Regions from separate parts of the Homo sapiens genome. Here region 2 is linked to region 1. The links are chromatin loops, found by intact Hi-C in ENCODE. Cell type or tissue: dorsolateral prefrontal cortex. All regions are shown on one strand. Links, peaks and the distances in the headings refer to the core of each region. The heading gives the core; the rest is flanking DNA. Region 1 holds the start of NAT8L (N-acetyltransferase 8 like). Region 2 overlaps POLN (DNA polymerase nu).

Region 1 (8,720 bases), core at 173-8,172:
GGAGAAACCCTGTCTCTACTAAAAATACAAAATTAGCCGGGCATGGTGGCACATGCCTGTAATCCCAGCTACTCGGGAGGCTGAGGCAGAAGAACTGCTTGAACCCAGGAGGTGGAGGTTGTGGTGAGCAGAGGTGGTGCCATTGCACTCCAGCCTGGGCAACAAGAGCGAAAATCCATCTCAAAAAAAAAAAAAAAAAAGGATTTATTGGCCAGGCATGGTGCCTCATGCCTGTAATCCCAGCACTTTTGGAGGCTGAGGTGGGAGGGTCGCTTGAGCCCAGGAGTTCCAGACCAGCCTGGACAACATGGAGAAACCTTGTCTCTCTCTGAAAAAAAGAAAAAAGAAAAAAGAAAAAAGATTGATTGACATCTTACCTTGCATAGTGAAAGCTGGTTGGGATTGGAGGGATTGGCATTCCCATTGTGCTTGCAGCCCTCCTCCATCTTCCAGACTGTGGAACGCACAGGTGGGATAATAGAAAACCCATCTGCAATGCTGAAACCAGCTTCTAACACTCCCTGGCCTAAGGTGTTTCCACTGTGGTGCTGAACTGGGGTTCTGCCCTGTTTGGAAAACATCAGCTTTCTCTCTTTGAAATAATACCAGGAAGGCCCTGTGCCTGGATGAAGGAGCCTCCAAACCAGCTCCCCTTAAAGGCGATATTCTTCATTATTGCCGAGACCCTATAGAGCTTCTCACTGCACATTCTAAATTAATTAAGGATTCTGTTAACGGCGAGTTCTCAGGAGATGAAGACATGAAAGTTCAAGGTCTCCAACCTGGAGATTTCATGAGAAAAGCATCAAATATAGGACTTCCTCCAACCACAATAGATGGGACCACACCAGGCAGCCTCGCCAGAGAGGTCGTTTCCATCACTGGAGAACTTCAACATCTTGTTCTTCAGGCCAGGACCAGAAGGAGACAAAATAGGTATCTGGTTACCTTCAAAAATAGAAGCACTCTTCAGTTCTAGATTTCAAATTGTTAATAGTTGCCCTTATTTGTGTCATTTTTTCTTTTTCTTTTCTTGTTTTTGAGGCAGAATCTCAGTCTGTTGCCAGGCTGGAGTACAGTGGCACGATCTCAGCTCACTGCAACCTCCGCCTCCCGAGTTCAAGTGATTCTCCTGCTTCAGCCTCCCAAGTAGCTGGGATTACAGGCGCCTGCCACCACACCCGGCTAATTTTTGTATTTTTAGTAGAGGCGCAGTTTCACCATGTTGCCCAGACTGGTCTCAAACTCCTGACCTCACGTGATCCACACGCCTCGGCCTCCCAAAGTGCTGGGATTACAGGCATGAGCCACCACGCCCGGCCCATATTTTTCATTCTTAAATTGATTAGGCTTTGTGTTTCTAGATGTCCAAAGTCAACCAAAAAACCCCGAGGATGCTAGCTAGATGCTCAGAAGCCATCCGGTATGCGTGGCTCCTTCATAGCAGACGGCCTGACAGACCCCGTGCCAATCAACCTTGGCCTTGAGGCCTCACGAAGTTCTTAAGCGCCCACCGCACCTGTCCTCTTTCCCCCCATGCGGGGTGAGATGGCCCGGGAATGAGCCTTCCCAGCAGAAAAACTTACATCTAGAATGTCGATCATCACTGCTTTGAGAAGAGAAAATTTTTGATCAAACACGAGAAATGAGAAAAGAAAAATAGCCGGAGCTATGTGGGATTCTCAAAGATTATCTGGCCCAGAGACACCTGAGTACAGGGCCTCAGTCCCGCCTCCCCACTCACGCCCGGGGCAACTGCTGGAAGGCATTTTGTTCTTTCTTTTCTTTCCTATAGTGTCCGCCTGGCCGCCTCAGCGTCATCTTCATGTTCCTGGAATTTGTGACAAATAATGTACACCAATCAATAGCTTATGCCATTTTAATGCAAATTCTTGGTGAATTTAGGAGCTGCGTCTTCATTTTTCCTTTAAAAACGCACTTGCAACTGCTGCGAATGAGAGCGCGTGCATTCAGACCAACCTGAGTCTGTCCTTCCACGCTGCAGTCCTCAAACTTGGCCCCAACAAACTATTTCTATTCGTTTTGCCTGTTTTCTCCTTTAGGTTGAAAAGCTGACAGCGGGCCCCAGACACTGAGGGGGCGCCTTCCCAGCTTGGCTTCCCCTCCCCCCCACGCCCCCACCCCGTCCCCTGCCCCTCTCCAGGGCCCGTTCTCTGGCGGACGGGGCTGTGGACCAGTTCAGCCGCCCCTCCCCACCCCACCAGGGCGCTGCGGCCTCACTCCCACGTCCACGGGCAGGCCCAGCCCCTCCTGGCCTTCAGGTGACCTCAGCTGCCCGGCTGGCCCCAACTCCACCGCACAACGCAGACTGCGGGTCCCCAGGCCTGGACCCCTGGCCCCGTCCCGCCCGCGCATGTCGGGGAAGCTCTGCTCCGGCAGCCCTCGGGGTGGTGCTGGGAGGTCGCGCAGAACTGAAGGGGGCTAGGTTCGAGAAGCGCCGAGGATGGGGTCTGCGACCGCCTCCCCGCACCTGAGCTTCTCCGCCCCAGCCTGCGGCGTCTGCAGGTCCTACAAGGCGCAGAGCCCCCGCTGCACCTGCACCGAGGCCACGGGGCGCATGCGCGGCCGCGGGGGGCGGGGGCCGGGCCGGGAGGGGTCCTGCGGGCCCCGCATCCCCGTGCCCACTGCGGGGCTCGGACAGGGGGGCGCCGCGCCAGGCCGCAGACCCCGCCCTTCCGCGTCCCCACTCCGGCTGCCCGTGCGGCTCCGGACGAGGCTTCCCGGGGGCTCCGGGCCGGGGCAGCCGCGGCGCCCTCTCCCCAGGTCCACCGCGGGCGCTGCTTTCAAACAAAGGCAGGAGACGGAGCGGGAGACGCTGCCGTGACTGCTCCGGGCGGCCGCGGAGGAGGAGGAGGAGGACGTGGCGCCGCGATCGCCAGCGGTCGGGCCCGGGGTCGGGGCGCTCCCAGGCGCGCGGCGTGGGAGCGGGGGGCGGGGCGGGCGGCGCCCATCACGCGCTCCGCGGCCGGGTCCCGAGCCCCGCCGGACGCCCCCGGGCCAGGAGCCCCCGCCCGCGCCGCCGCCCCCGCCCGTGCCGGGCCCCTCGCGCTGCCCGGCCGCCCCGTCGCGCCCAGCGAGCCACCCGGCGAGGCGGGGGCGGCGTCTCCCCCACCCCCGCGATCACATGGTGACCCCCGGCAGCCAATGCAGTGGACGCTAGGACCCTGCGGGCCGCGGGCGCCGCGACTGCACCGGCGCCGCCGCATTATAAATACTTCTCCAAAATGCGGCGCAGCTCCCTGCGCGCGCCCCGGCCGCCCGCCGCCTCCGCCCCGCGCCCCTGAGCTGCCGCCGCCGCCGCCGCCGCTGCCGCCGCCGCCGCCGCCGCCGCGGGTCCGAGGGCGCCGCGCCCTTGCCCTGGGCCCGGCCGTGCCCGCCGCCGCCCGGCCGCGTCCCCGCTGCCGCGCCGCCCGGCCGGGTGCATGCATTGTGGGCCTCCCGACATGGTCTGCGAGACGAAGATCGTGGCCGCCGAGGACCATGAGGCGCTGCCGGGGGCCAAGAAGGACGCGCTGCTCGCCGCCGCCGGCGCCATGTGGCCCCCGCTGCCCGCCGCGCCCGGGCCGGCCGCCGCGCCCCCCGCGCCCCCACCTGCCCCGGTGGCTCAGCCTCACGGCGGGGCGGGGGGCGCGGGGCCGCCGGGGGGGCGCGGCGTGTGCATCCGCGAGTTCCGTGCGGCCGAGCAGGAGGCGGCGCGCCGCATCTTCTACGACGGCATCATGGAGCGCATCCCTAACACGGCCTTCCGCGGCCTGCGGCAGCACCCGCGCGCGCAGCTGCTCTACGCCCTGCTGGCGGGTCAGTGCGCCGGGCCCCCGGCTGCCGCAGTCCCTCGGGCCGGCGCGGAGCTCCCCCGCCCCGGCGTCCACGCGGACCCCGCGCCCGGCTCCCGGGGACCAGCCTGGGAAGCCCCCCGCTTTCTGCCGCGCCGGGCCCCGCGCAGGGCTGGCTATGGGCGTGGGGATGGGCGCAGGGCCCCGAGCGGGCCGGAGCCGGGGAGGGTCCGGGGTCCGCACCTGCGTCCCCGCCGCGCAGCCCCCCACCCCCACCGCCTCCCCTGTCCCCTCCCGGGCATCCTGGGTGGGGGCGGGTGCCAGGGCAGGTAGCGCCCGCCGCGGCTGGGCCCCGGCGAGTGCCTAAATATAATCTGCGGGCGGGGGAGGCCGCCTCCCGCTCGGTGCTAATTTATGAGGGGAAGACAGCCGGCGCCGCGGGGGGTGCGCGCGCCTGGCACAGCCGGGGCGGTCGCAGAGGGCGGCCCCTTCAGCGTCTTTGGGTGCCCTTCCCCTCAGAGCTTCCTGCCGGGGTGAGGGGGTTCGCTCCCATTTTACAGATGAGGCGCTTGAGGCCGCGTAGGGAGGACGCGACTCCCCCAAGGTCACGGCAGCCGAAATGCGGCTGGAAGCGGTGTGGGGCCTCCCTGCCCTGTCCCTGCCCTCAGAGCTCCCGGACGCTGGCCAGGAAGGGCTCTTGCTGGGGCCCTGGGAAGAGGGGGTCCTGGAGCCCGAGGCTGGAACGTGGGACACCCCCCTTCCTCCTCCCCCCTCCCCCCTCCCCCGCGCGGGGCCTGGTCTGCGGGGCAGCTCCCTGCCAGGATCTGCCCACCTTGGCTTCAGTAGGCCAGCGTGGGCAGAGTCCTTCCCGGCCCGGCCATCCCGAGGGTGTCCTGCCGTGTTTGGAAGCTCAGAGACCCGCCGAGGCTCATTCCAGGCGGTGGGGGTGGGTGGGGTGGCTGTCTTCACCGCAGGAAGCTTGGAAATAGGGAGAAGTAGAAAGCACCCGAGATGACCCCGGCTCCTCCACCAGGAGCGCGGCCGGGCGCGGCGTCCCTAGCGGGCTTCGCCGGGGTGGCGTCTCTGGGGCCTGGGGACCCCCGCCGCGCCGCTGACCCGCGCCCTCTGCCCCCAGCGCTGTGCTTCGCCGTGAGCCGCTCGCTGCTGCTGACGTGCCTGGTGCCGGCCGCGCTGCTGGGCCTGCGCTACTACTACAGCCGCAAGGTGATCCGCGCCTACCTGGAGTGCGCGCTGCACACGGACATGGCGGACATCGAGCAGTACTACATGAAGCCGCCCGGTGAGTCCCGCTCCCGCCGCTCCCCGACCTCCGCCCCAGACAGCCCTCGGGGGCACGCACTCCAGCGACCTCAGGGCAGGCCTGGGCGAGGGCCGGCGTGGGTGGGCCTGAGCCGGGGCCCCTGTGACCTGAGCCTTCTGGGTGACCGAGGCCTCCGGTGTCAGCGGGGCTGGGGGAGGCACGGCCGGTTCCTCCCGCTGAGTGACCTGAGCTGGCCCTGCGACGCAGTGGCTCCACCGTTCCCTGCTGTGGATGCGTCTCCCTGGCGCCTGCTGCGGTGGGGCAAGGGCCGCTGGGCTCTGTGGGTCCCATCTGGTGTGCCTTGCGGGGATGGGGTTGCCTGCAGTGCCAGGGTCCTGGGGGGAGAGGGCTTGTGTGGCAGGGGCCGGGGACCCTATTGGGGCACAGAGGATGGGGTGGGGGCAGGGGACCTGACCTTGAGCCTTGGCCTTCACTTCTGGCCTGATCGCTGGGCCGCTTAGCTGAAGGGTTTTGTCCCAGCCTCTGTGGCCTTCTATAGCTGGAGGAGCTGGGTCTGGGCTCTAGGGGGGGTGGGGGTTGTTCTCCACCCTCGGGCTGGCCCCCAGCCGCTGAGCCACACCGGTTCCCCCATGCCGGATGCCGCAGGGGTGAAGACTCTGCTCTCTGGGGTGGGAGGCTCTCTGCGATCCTGGAGCGTCTGTAGGCCAACGAGAGGGACAGAGTGTGGCCCAAAGGGTTGGGCAGGGTCTGTCAGGAGCCCGGTCAGTGTCAGGGGAGGGGCAGTGTCTGGCACCGCTGGCTGCCATGCTCCACCCCCGCGCCACGGCCTTGGTGCCTGCTGCTCTCCCTGACCCTTTCCTAAACCCAAACAGAGCATCTGAGCAGCCCCTGAGCCCTGGCCAGCCTCTGCTTGGGAGGGGAAACGGGCCATGAGGAAGCACAGGCCACAGCAACACAGGGGGCTCCGGTGGGCACACGGGGCATGGCCCTGCTCCCTCTGGGCCGTGGCCTCCCTGGTGTGAGGGAGTGGAGGGGTAGCTGGCAGGGCTGCAGGAACACCCCACGAGGGCAGAGGCTGGATAGCTGCTGATGGCCCGTGGTGGATTCTGGGAGCTGCTTGTGCACATGGGGAAACCGAGTCTTGGGAGGAGTGAGGTGTGCCCAGGGCCACATGGTGCTGGGGGTTGCTACTTCTGGGATGGCCCTGATCTCTCGTCTTGCCTGGGTAGGTAGAGGCAGAACCCCTGGGTGGTGGGCAGGCCAGCTGGTGGGAGGGATACTGGTCCAGGATCCCCTCCTTGGAGGTAGAGATGCTGTGTGGGTAGGGAGATGGGGGGTTGGGTGTGGGAGACCCCAGGGGCTCCAGGACAGGGGGCCGAGGAGGGGCAGCCCTCCTGGGAACCCTGGAGCTGCACAAAGCTTGGAGGGCCCAGCTGCTCGTGTCTGTGGCGATGGCAGCGGTGCCCAGTGGCTCCCCCCCACGCTGCTTCTCCTTGAAGGGCCTTCAGTACCCCTTTAGCTGCCTGCCAGGCCTCAGTGTCCAGCAGTGAAGGAGACAGAGGTCCCCTTCATGGAGCCAGCAGGCTGGTGGCTGTGCAGAGGGGCAATGGGGAGGGATGGGAGGGCTTCCCGGGGCTCGGGGCAGGTGCAGAGCCTCCTTGAGTAGGAGGCTGGATGGGCCACAGGCAGGCTGTGTGGCCCTCCACTGGCCAAACCCTTGGTCTTCAGAGAGGTCTCTGGGTGCCACCTCTGCCTTTGGCTGCTGGAGGTGGCTGGGCTTCCCCTGTGGCCAGTGCCTGCAGGTTCCCTCCCACAACCGCCCCAACCTGCCCCTGCACCTCTCCTCCTCCCCTGCCGGTTCCCCTCCCCCACGACCGCCACCTCCTGGCTTCGTGCCTGACTCGAGGTGAGAATTGGGCCGTGCTGTGGATGGGGTGATGGCCTGGCCACTTGGCCTACTGCCAGGAGAGGCCGGGGCCAGAGGGGCCATCCCCTGTCCCCCACTTGGATTTATAGGAAAGCTCCTCCTGGGCTGCAGGGAGCCTTCTGGACGCACTTTGCTGACCCCTGCCCTTTGCGGCCCTCTGCTGTGGGTGCTGGAGTTTGCCGTGATGGCCCGGGTGACCCTGGGTGGCCAGAAGCCACAGCAGTTTGGCTGCACCATGGCCTGTTCAGGGTGGCCCGGGCCATCAAGGCATTTGGTCTGGGAGTAGCTGGGCAGAGGGCAGCGGCCTGACTGGGCAAAGCCTGCCCCAGCTCTTGGTCTCAGAGGAGGGACTCGGGCCTTTGACCACTACTCTGAGCAGCGCAGCCTCCAGGCTTGAGTGGGTCCTGGCTGTTGGCCTGTTGGGTAACAGGTGTTGGGCTGGCTTTCTCTGCTTAAGGAGCTCTGGAGGGGGGCTCTACCTGCTTGTCCTGAATAGTGGCTGCCCCCTCCCTTGGCTCCAGCAGAGCTGGTAGCTAGGCCCCGGGGGCTGCCGGGATTGGGTGTCCCACTGCCCTGGCTTGGTGTCCAGCTGGAGGGGGCAGTGCCAAGGGCCCTGTCTCACCCCAGAGGTGGAGGGGTCTCCCCAGCCTTCCTCACCGGGTGTCCCTGACCGCCCTATCCCCTGCAGGCTCCTGCTTCTGGGTGGCCGTGCTGGATGGCAACGTGGTGGGCATTGTGGCTGCACGGGCCCACGAGGAGGACAACACGGTGGAGCTGCTGCGGATGTCTGTGGACTCACGTTTCCGAGGCAAGGGCATCGCCAAGGCGCTGGGCCGGAAGGTGCTGGAGTTCGCCGTGGTGCACAACTACTCCGCGGTGGTGCTGGGCACGACGGCCGTCAAGGTGGCCGCCCACAAGCTCTACGAGTCGCTGGGCTTCAGACACATGGGCGCCAGTGACCACTACGTGCTGCCGGGCATGACCCTCTCGCTGGCTGAGCGCCTCTTCTTCCAGGTCCGCTACCACCGCTACCGCCTGCAGCTGCGCGAGGAGTGACCGCCGCCGCTCGCCCGCCCGCCCCCCCGGCCGCCCTGTCCGCCTTTGCCCGCCTGCCCGCCGCCCGGCGCGGCCTGCTTTCAGACGCTCAATTGGCGTTTGTGTTGGGTTTCCCCTTTTCAACATCCTGCGGTTGTCTGGCTGGTTCCGGGGGGTGCGGGGCTGTTGTTCTTCGGCGACACTTTGGTGGGGGTGGGTTGTTTGTCGCCATAGCCCCTCGCCCTTCCCCACCTGCCTGGGCGGCTTGCCACCTGAAGAGTGGCATCTTGGACCACCGCGGCTGTCCATGACGCTGCCCTGCCCGCCGCCACTGGGGAAGGCCCAGCCTTGCTCACCAAGCACAGAACCTCTGCAGCAGATCCCGGGGCCAGGCTCCGGCCCCGCCTGCGGCCCCAGCGCCACTGCCTGTGGAGGCCCCAGCTGGCCACGGCGCTGCTTTGCTCCGCGCATGCCGAGGGTGTGGCCCGGCTGAGCATGCCGCATGCACACAGCCCCGCCCTGCCGCCCTGCCCAGACTGGACCCGGAGACCCGGGCTGGTGAGCGCCCCTGTCCCCAGCCCCCAGCTGGCTGTGGGAGGGCCTGCCCCTGCCCCCACCTCCTGGAGGGCCTGGTCTGCCCCGCGCCGCCCGGCTCTGTCCACACCTGCTTTGCTCTGACGCC
Region 2 (8,720 bases), core at 333-8,332, 76 kb after region 1:
CTATACATTAGAATCACATGATACCTCAAAAAATACCCAATATTTACAGGATAAGCTCAATAATAGTGTAGAGATGACAGAGAAAACAGCTATTGAATTTGAAGAGAGATCAATAGAAATGATCCAATCTAAAGAAGGGAAGAACAATAAACAAAGACTCAAGGACCTGTGGGCTAATATCAAAATACAATATCAAATTGTGTTCTCTTAGTTCCTAGAGAAAAGAAAGAGAATTGTGCAGAAAAAAGTTTTCTTAAAGAAATAATGGCTTCAAATTCTGAAATTTAGTGAAAGACATACTTTTTCCAATTTGAGAAGCTGAACAACCCTAAATATGGTAAATTAAAAGATAACCAGGCCCAGAAACATCATAATCAAACTGCTGAAAAAACTGTGATTTAAAAACAATCATCTTGAAACTAGCCAGGGTAAAATGACACTTTTCATGCTGAGGAACAGCAATGTGAGTGACTGCAGATTTCCTGTCAGGGACCATGCAGACCAGAAGACAATGGAGCCACAACTTCCACAGACTGAAAGAACTGCCAGCTCAGAGCTCTTTATTCTATCCTCCAGGAATGAAGGTGAGTGAAAGACATTCTCAGATGAATAAAAATTAAAGTACTCTGTCATCTGCAGACCTGCTCTAAAAGAAATGCTACAGGAAATTCTTCAGGCTGAAGGGAAATGCTTCCAAAGGGAAACCTGGAACTTCAGGAATGAAAGATGAGCAACAGAAATGGTCAGTATCTGGGTAAATATAATAAATCAGCTTTTTTGAGTTCAATGGCTTTTGTAAGCCTTTTGCATCTTATTTGAAGTGGTAGAATATGAAATATAAAAATAGCTTGTGGCTGGGCACAGTGGATCCCACCTGTAATCCCAGCACTTTGGGAACCCAAGGCAGGAGGATCACTTGTGCCTAGGAGTTTGAGGCCAGCCTGATGTAAATTTACATGGCTATTATAAAAAATGGCAAAAAAAAAAAAAAATAACATGCTGTCAATAATGCAAAGAAAGGGGGAACTCTGATATACTGTTGGTGGGAAAGTAAATTAGTGCAGCCACTATGGAAAACAATATGGAGGTTCCTCAAAAAAAGAAAAATTAAAATGCCATATGATCCAGCAATTCCACTGCAGGGGATGTATGGAAAAGAAAGGAAATCAGTATGACAAATAAGTATCTGCACTCCCATGTTTACTGCAGCCCCGTTCACAACAGTCGAGATATGGAATCAGCCTAAGTGCCCATCAATGGGTGAATGGATAAAGAAAATGTGGTAAATATACACAATGAAATACCATTCTGCTATAAAAAGAATGACATCCTGTCATTCGCAGCAACATGGATAAGCCTGGAGGCCATTATGCTAAGTGAAGTAAACCAGGTATAGACAGACAAATACTGCATGTTTAATTCCAGTATATGTACATAGTGGTAGCAGAATTGTTCACCTGTACCCCTGTGGAAAACAACTTTATTAACTAGAGTGCAATAATTGTGTTCAGTTGCTTCTGTCTTTTGTCTTTAAGACTCCATTTGTTTCAGGTCAGCATCTCTTTTCTCCCCCTGCCCCCCAACAACTTTCCCCAGTGAGGTTGTTTCACACAAATTTAATATAATTAGATGGACATGTCACATTCTGTCTCCCATCCTGAGATCCCCCGACTTCATAAATGACTTTTAAAAATTTACATACATTATAGTTCACTCTTGCTGTTGTACATTCTATTGGTTTTGACAAATGCATACTGTCAGCTATCCACCATCATAGTATCATACAAAATAGTTTTACCGCCCTAAACGATCCCCGGAGCTTTACTTATCCAACCTCATCCCCAAGTGCCAGCTCTGAACTTTTGGAAACCACTCATCTGTTTACTGTGTCTACAGTTTTACCTTTTCCAAAATGTCACATAATTTGGAATCGTGTGGTATGTAGCCTTTCCAGATTGATTTATTTCATTTGGCAATATGAATTTAAGATTCATCCATGCCTTTTTATGGCTTTGTAGCTTATTCCTTTTTATCACTGAATAATATTTCTCAGTATGAATGTGTCACAGTTTATTTATCTATTCACTTCTAAAAAGACATCTTGGTTGTTTCCAGTTTTTGGTGATTATGAATAAAGATGCCATAAGCATTTGTGTGCAGGTTCTTGTGTGGACATAAGTTTTCAAATTAATTTGGTGGATGCCTAGGTGTGTAATGGCTGGATCATATGGTATTTAGTTTTGAAAGAAACTGCCAAACTCGAAAAGTGGCTGTACCATTTTTCATTCCCACCAGCAATGAATGAGTGCCTGTTGCTCCACACCCTCACCAATTAATAATGTAAGGTTTTTGTTTGTTTGTTTGTTTTGCTTTTTGATCTTAGTCGTTCTAATAGGTATGTAGTGGGATCTCATTATTGTTTTAACCTCCCCACCTTTTTGATACCACGACTTCTCCTCATCCTTCAAATCTGCACACAAGCAGACTTCCTCCTTTCCTTAAGGAGGAAACCTCCTCTAGCTCCCTAATTAAGCAGGCTGGGGGTCTGTCACAATGCTCTGAAGAGCATCCTTGACATCTCTCAGTTCAGACCAAGTACTGATCACAACGTTGAACAGCTGGAGACCTGGATCCCCCTTTCCAGGAGCACCTCACACATAGAAAGTATGTAATACGTGCGTGTTTACTGAATGAGTGAGACAGAGAGGCATTGAAAGCATGTCAGTAATAAAAATTGAATACACATAACGTACAAATTGCCACCTTCGACTAAACTCCTTCCTTCTGCTTGTGCCTTGTGCACGCATCCCCCCAATACTGATGATGTTCCGCTACAGAGAAAGCACCACGATATGCAGCCCAGGGCAGCAATGCAAAATGAACTCGCACACAAATCTGGCCTTCTGGGAGTTATTGTCTGTCATGACGTGTGTATCACACATACAAGTCACATAACGCAGGGTTCAAATGAACAAAATGAAAGGGTGTCACAGGAGACTCTCCATGGTGCTCTGAGGGAAGAAGAGAGTACTTCAGGCCCCTGAGGAGTGAGGCTGGGGAAATCAGCCTCACTCATGGCAGAGTTCCAAGAAATCAGGAGACAGGAAGCGGCCACAGAACCACATGTGTTTCTTCTGTAACCAACCTTCATGGGCCTTCAGCAAGGCCTCTCTGGAGGAGATATCAGCCCGTGCCAAGCTTTTCATGGCCAATGCTCCCCGTTGGTTGTGGCACTGTGCGCCAACCAGATCTGTGAATGTCTGTTCATGTGCACGGGTTCACATTTCCAAACACATGAAACACTGCTGCGCTTCTCTATGGGCCTCTGTGATGCAAGCAGCCATCAGACAGAGTGCCGTCCCTAACGCCTCATGAGCAAACGCATGTTCACAGGTGTCTACGTGAGCAATTAGCACATACAGCACGTGAACTACCAAAGACCGAGGGTGACCAAAGTGACTGTGGTGGGAAGCGACAACTAACAAGAGTCCGAACATCTGGGAGGAAGCTGGGTCCCACCAGGTGAGAGTCCAAATGTGGGAGAAGCCTGTGGGGGTCACCCAGCACACTGGGGGTGTGGATGAAAGCGTGGCTATCACACGCCCATGAGAGCATCGAAGTCAGACATCACTCTAGCAAGCGGCTGCCGTCACAGACCAACACCACGTGCTAGCACGCAGGGGAACCGTTCGTGGAAGAAGAATAGAGAAGCGATCACTACCTGCAGGCATCCTCTACTGGGAGGGGCTAGACTCCCCATTACTCTCCTCGGGCGAGGAGCTGGCCACCCAGGCCGAGAGCAAATGGTGATATCTGAATGTTTCTGCAGGTGAAAGCCTCAGAACCAGCATACTCCTAATTTGTTGGAGTCAATCATGTTATTTACATTACATAAGCTGGTCCCCTCGTGTTGACCACCCATGAACATTTCATCTCCCAGGTCCAACGAATGTCCAGGGGGCGGAGACCATGCCCATGTGTCTCCTAAGCTGAGCAGAGAGAGCACACAGTAACGCAATCATACAGCAGAATGACTAGTTTAAGTTCCCCAAACTACGGAGATGGAAGCAAACTGGAATAATTTTCTTACAATTTTAATCTCCTCTAGGGTATACAGTTTTCTGCTATTACTGTGGACATCAAAATGTGTGGAGATCACTTCTCAGCTGCCTGTTAAATAAGCCCAGCTGAACCCCGCAGAGGAAGGCACCTGTGCTCAGCCCTCATGGGTTGCTCTGGGCAGCCCAAGTCTCCCATGAGTGGTTGCAGGGGAAAGTGCCAGCCATGTGGATGGGGCACATCCCAGCATCTGTTTTCATGGTGAACTTGGTATGTTTTTGCAAATAAGAGAACTGATCTAAAAAAATTGAATGTTAACAGCCTTTATTTAACATTCAGTGAAAGGCAAGGTGCTGAGATGACGTTTTAATTCTACAATGTGGCATTTGTTAAAATCTCAGTAGCTGTTAGTGGAATGCTATGCAGGGAATAGTCTCAGCTGTGGGTGAAGGGGTTGCGCCCAGGAGGTACATGAGCCCGTTGCTTTTCTCCCTAGGTATTGTGTGGGCCTGGGTATCTTCATCTGTCTACCTGACTGAAGCTCCAGATGGAAGGTGCCAAACTGGGGAGGTGGTGGAAATAAGGAAAAGGTGATGGCAGCCCTGCTTTTAATGTGTTGACTATGTCCTTGCAGCCTCTGGAATGAAGCCAAAGGAAAGTGATAGTCACAGGGTCTTGGCCAGCCTGAGGGCATGCTGGCTCTCCTTGTCTTGAGAAAGCTGTGGCAGTCGCCCCACACGTGCCAGGCTGTGTGAGGCACCTGAGAGGTGCTGTGCAGAACAGCCACACGGCACTCTGCCCTCTGGACACAGCCTCCCGGGGCAGGGCCCACGGCGTTTTCACCGTGTCCCCAGCACCTACTACACAGCCCAGCACACAGGAGCAATTCACAAATAGTGGCTGAATGAGTAAGACGAAAAATAAATAATTTTCACAATAACCTAGCAAAGAAGGTGCTGCTTTTATCATTTCATGGATGAGAAAAGTGAGGTTTCCATAAGTTAAGTAACTTGCTAGAGTAACACATCTATTGACTGAGCTGAGATTTGAACTCAGTTCTGCCCTAAGCCAAGGTTCTGTTGCCTCCAGGGTCCGCCAGACAATGCCAGCGGTCTCTTGAAATAATTTTTCTTGATTAAAAGAAAATCCAAGTGAAAACCACAACAAAAACACAGAAAAGGGCAGCTGGCACAGAGCTCAGAGTGAGGGCCACAGCAGCACACCTGCTATGGCACCTGAGCCAGGCTGATGCCACTGCACTTGACCTAAGCAGCTCGTGGAGCCTGACCTGCAGCCTGAAGGGCAGTGTGGCCCTGACACCATGTGGGGTCTGGAACCCTGTGAGTGGCTTGGATGGGCAGCCCCCTCTGCCTGCTCCTCCTGATACACTCCCGTGGCCCCCCTCACCCACTAAAGCTTCTGCTCAGCTGCCCCCTCCCCAACCTCTTGAACACTGCTTTCCCGAGGCTGGCAATCGTCCCCCCACTACATACGTTCCATACATTCACATTTCACTCTCCTCTGTATCGTTTCTCATTCCACATGCGTATTGGCTGTCTCATGCCCTCTATCTCCAAGACTCCATAGAGCAGAGGTGTTTCTTCGGTCGGGGGGCGGGTCGGTGGGGGAACAGAGTCTTACTCTGTAACCCAGGCTGGAGTGCAGTGGTGTGATCTTGGCTCACTGCAACCTCCTCCTCCTGGGTTCAAATGATTCTCCTGCCTCAGCCTCCCGAGTAGCTGGGATTATAGGTGTACGCCACCACGCCCAGCTAATTCTTGTATTTTTGGTACAGACAAGGTTTCATCATGTTGGCCAGGTTGGTCTCCAACTCCTGACCTTGTGATCCGCCCACCTCAGCCTCCCAAAGTGCTGGGATTATAGGCATGAGCCACTGTGCCCAGCCAGGATAGAGTTTTGACCCATACAGTGCAAGCACCCTGAACATCCTGGCACACAGGTGTTCAGAAAACATCTGTTGAATGAATGATGATGAATGGAGAGTGACAGGAAATGGGGTTGGAGAAGCAGGTGGGGTCAGACCACCCAAAGCCCTAAGAGCTAGGTGAGGAGACCAGACATTAGTTACCCCAAGAGCTCTGGGAGCCACTGGAGACTTTAGGGATTGGAGCTGTGGAGCTGGGCTTGCATTTCTGACTCTCCCGGCTGGAGGGATGAGAGCAGGAAGGTGGGTGGGGAGCTGGAAGGCTGGCACCAAGATGTGCAGGCAACAAGGGTGGGGACAGCTATACCAGGAGGCCCAAAGGCTTTGGTGCCCAGCCCGGACCCCTGGGCTCCAGCCTGTGTGACCAGTTGAGCTGAGGAATCGCCACCCCCACAGGGTAGCTCAGAGGAGAAGCCAAAGATCTGGCTTAAAAATGGTGAAATCAGCCAGGCACGGTGGCTCATACCTGTAATCCCAGCACTTTGAGAGGTTGAGGTGGGCGGATCATTTGAGGTCAGCAGTTCGAGACCAGCCTGGCCAATAAGATGAAAGCTGGTCTCTAGTAAAAATACAAAAATTAGCCAGGTGTGGTGGTGCATGTCTGTAATCCCAGCTACTCGGGAGGCTGAGCTACTCTGAACCCGGGAGGCAGAGGTTACAGTGAGCCAAGAATGTGCCACTGCACTCCAGCCTGGGCAACAGAGTGAGACTCTGTCTCAAAAAAAAAGAAAAGAAAAGAAAAGAAAAAGGTGAAATCACTGTGCCTTTTTTTTTTTTCCTGATATTCCTGAAGGAAAGCTGAATGAAGAGGGTTGAGACTGGTGAGCATGTGCGCAGGCATGGAAGCTGCCGGGAAAGGAGATGCTCATGCAGTGGACTCCGAGGAGCAAGGATGAGCACCCTTGACCACAACAAATGGGCAGAGGGAGAGGAGCCCCTCCTCTGGGAAGGGGACAAGCCGCAGGGTCAGAGGGGAAGGGCAGAGCCACACTGGGTCACCAGCAGGGCAGAGTGGGGAGAGGGAGGAGCCACGGAAACGGGCCAGGCCCCCAGGGGGAAGCGTGAGCCTCTGCCAAGCAGGGCTGGCCGGAGCTTGGGGCCCGCAGCTCCCCTGGGGTCAGCAAGGCTGTGGTCACTGTGCTGGGCAGCGTGACTCAAAGGGAGGCCAGGCTCCTCCACCTGCCAGCCTTTGGCCCTGATAATCCATTTTAAACTGCAGGTCCCAGTTCCTTAGTGGGTCACAAACAGCACTTTCAAAGGTGAACTGAATAGAAGAGAAAATAGCAATGTGCGCTGCACACAGTGGAACCTGCTCTGCATATGTCCCTGTCAAGAGGCAATGCACAGAAAGTACCAGAACGCTCCTCTTCCCACTGTGAGGTGATGCATGGAATGAGGGGATGGCTCAGTTTACTCTAGATAGAAATAGGAAAATATTAAATCACTCAAAATAATAAAGTATAAAGATTTTAAAAGTTCATTTGGGTTTCAAATAGTGCAGATTTAGCAGTAATTATGTGGTATATGAACACCTTGCTAATAAATCTTTTGATAGATATTTAAATTATATGGGAGGAATATTCATCAGGAAAGCAGAAAAATAACATGGCAACAACGTAAAGGCCTTGATTAGAATTACTTCAGAATAGCACTTATATCATTTATGTGGGTCCTAATGAAAACAGAGCCTAAAGACTACATCAGGAAAGAAAGGCAGAGCTCTCCATCTGGGGGTGCAAGTCAGTGCCCTGAAGAAAATTTTATAAGACTCTCCAGGAAATAACAACTTACGAGTGGCTGGGGTTCTGGAAAACAGAATAGAACACTTCCTATTAGAACTCAAAAGGTAAGTAATAAATAGCTCTTTCACCTTTTGTTGGGTACATTCAAAGGGATTATTTATTTATTTATTTATTTTTTTGAGACAGAGTCTCACTCTGTCGCCCAGACTACAGTGCAGTGGCACAATCTTGGCTCACTACAACCTCTGCCTGCCAGTTCAAGTGATTGTCCTGCCTCGGTCTCCTGAGTAGCTGGGATTACAGGCGTGCGCCACCACACCTGGCTAATTTTTCTCTTTTTAGTAGAGACGGGGGTTTCACCTTGTTGGTCAGGCTGGTCTCGAACTCCTGAACTTATGATCCACCCGCCTCAGCCTCCCAAAGTGCTGGGATTACAGGTGTGAGCCACCGTGCCTGGCCAGGATTTGTTAAATTGATGCATGGAATAGGTTTAAAATTTGTAACTCTTATTTCTGCTGACTGTAGGAATAAAATAATTTGCCACTTGGGCTGGACGCAGTGGCTCATGCCTGTAATTCCAGCACTTTGGGAGACCAAGGTGAATGGATCACTTGAGGCCAGGAGTTCAAGACCAGCCTGGCCACCATGGCAGAGCCCCATCTCTACTAAAAATACAAAAATTAGCCAGGTATGGTGGTTGTACATCTGTAATCCCAGCTACTCAGGAGGCTGAGGCATGAGCATTGCTTGAATCAGGGAGGTGGAGGTTGCAGTGGGCCAAGATGACGCCACTGCACTCCAGCCTGGATGACAGAGTGAGATTCTGTCTCGGGGAAAAAAAAAAATTGCCACTTGTGGAGGACACAGCTATTTGGGGCCACACAATACTTTCTTTTCCATTTTGTTTAGAAAATGGCACTCGGATCTTCATGACGGTGCCCACCACCCCCCTCCTTTAAGCCAACCAGCAGACT

What was found. Hi-C counts contacts between places; a loop is a spot of excess contacts. Peaks named below come from ENCODE experiments on the same cell type or tissue, not always from the same donor. Only the 100,000 strongest peaks of a DNase experiment are listed, where the experiment ranks them.
Region 2: it touches region 1 in a loop (3-fold over the local background); 4 of 110 quality-filtered maps call a loop at or near these places.

What each region holds. Positions count from the first base shown.
Region 1 is chr4:2,056,069-2,064,788 of GRCh38, forward strand. It overlaps NAT8L (N-acetyltransferase 8 like), which reads left to right and starts at 3,259. Exons shown (of 3, transcript NM_178557.4): 1 at 3,259-3,819; 2 at 4,930-5,094; 3 at 7,692-8,720. The coding sequence starts at 3,444. The coding sequence ends at 8,059. In dorsolateral prefrontal cortex, for the core only: no CTCF peak of the experiment used is centred there; DNase peaks (open chromatin) are centred at 2,571 and 3,183; H3K4me3 peaks cover 5,518 bases; H3K27ac peaks cover 5,872 bases.
Region 2 is chr4:2,132,172-2,140,891 of GRCh38, forward strand. The region is part of intron 16 of POLN (DNA polymerase nu); the gene reads right to left. Among named protein-coding and RNA genes, the nearest start is that of NAT8L, 77 kb to the left of the region's middle. RefSeq lists enhancers at 3,019-3,520, 3,521-4,020. In dorsolateral prefrontal cortex, for the core only: no CTCF peak of the experiment used is centred there; no DNase peak of the experiment used is centred there; H3K27ac peaks cover 1,001 bases.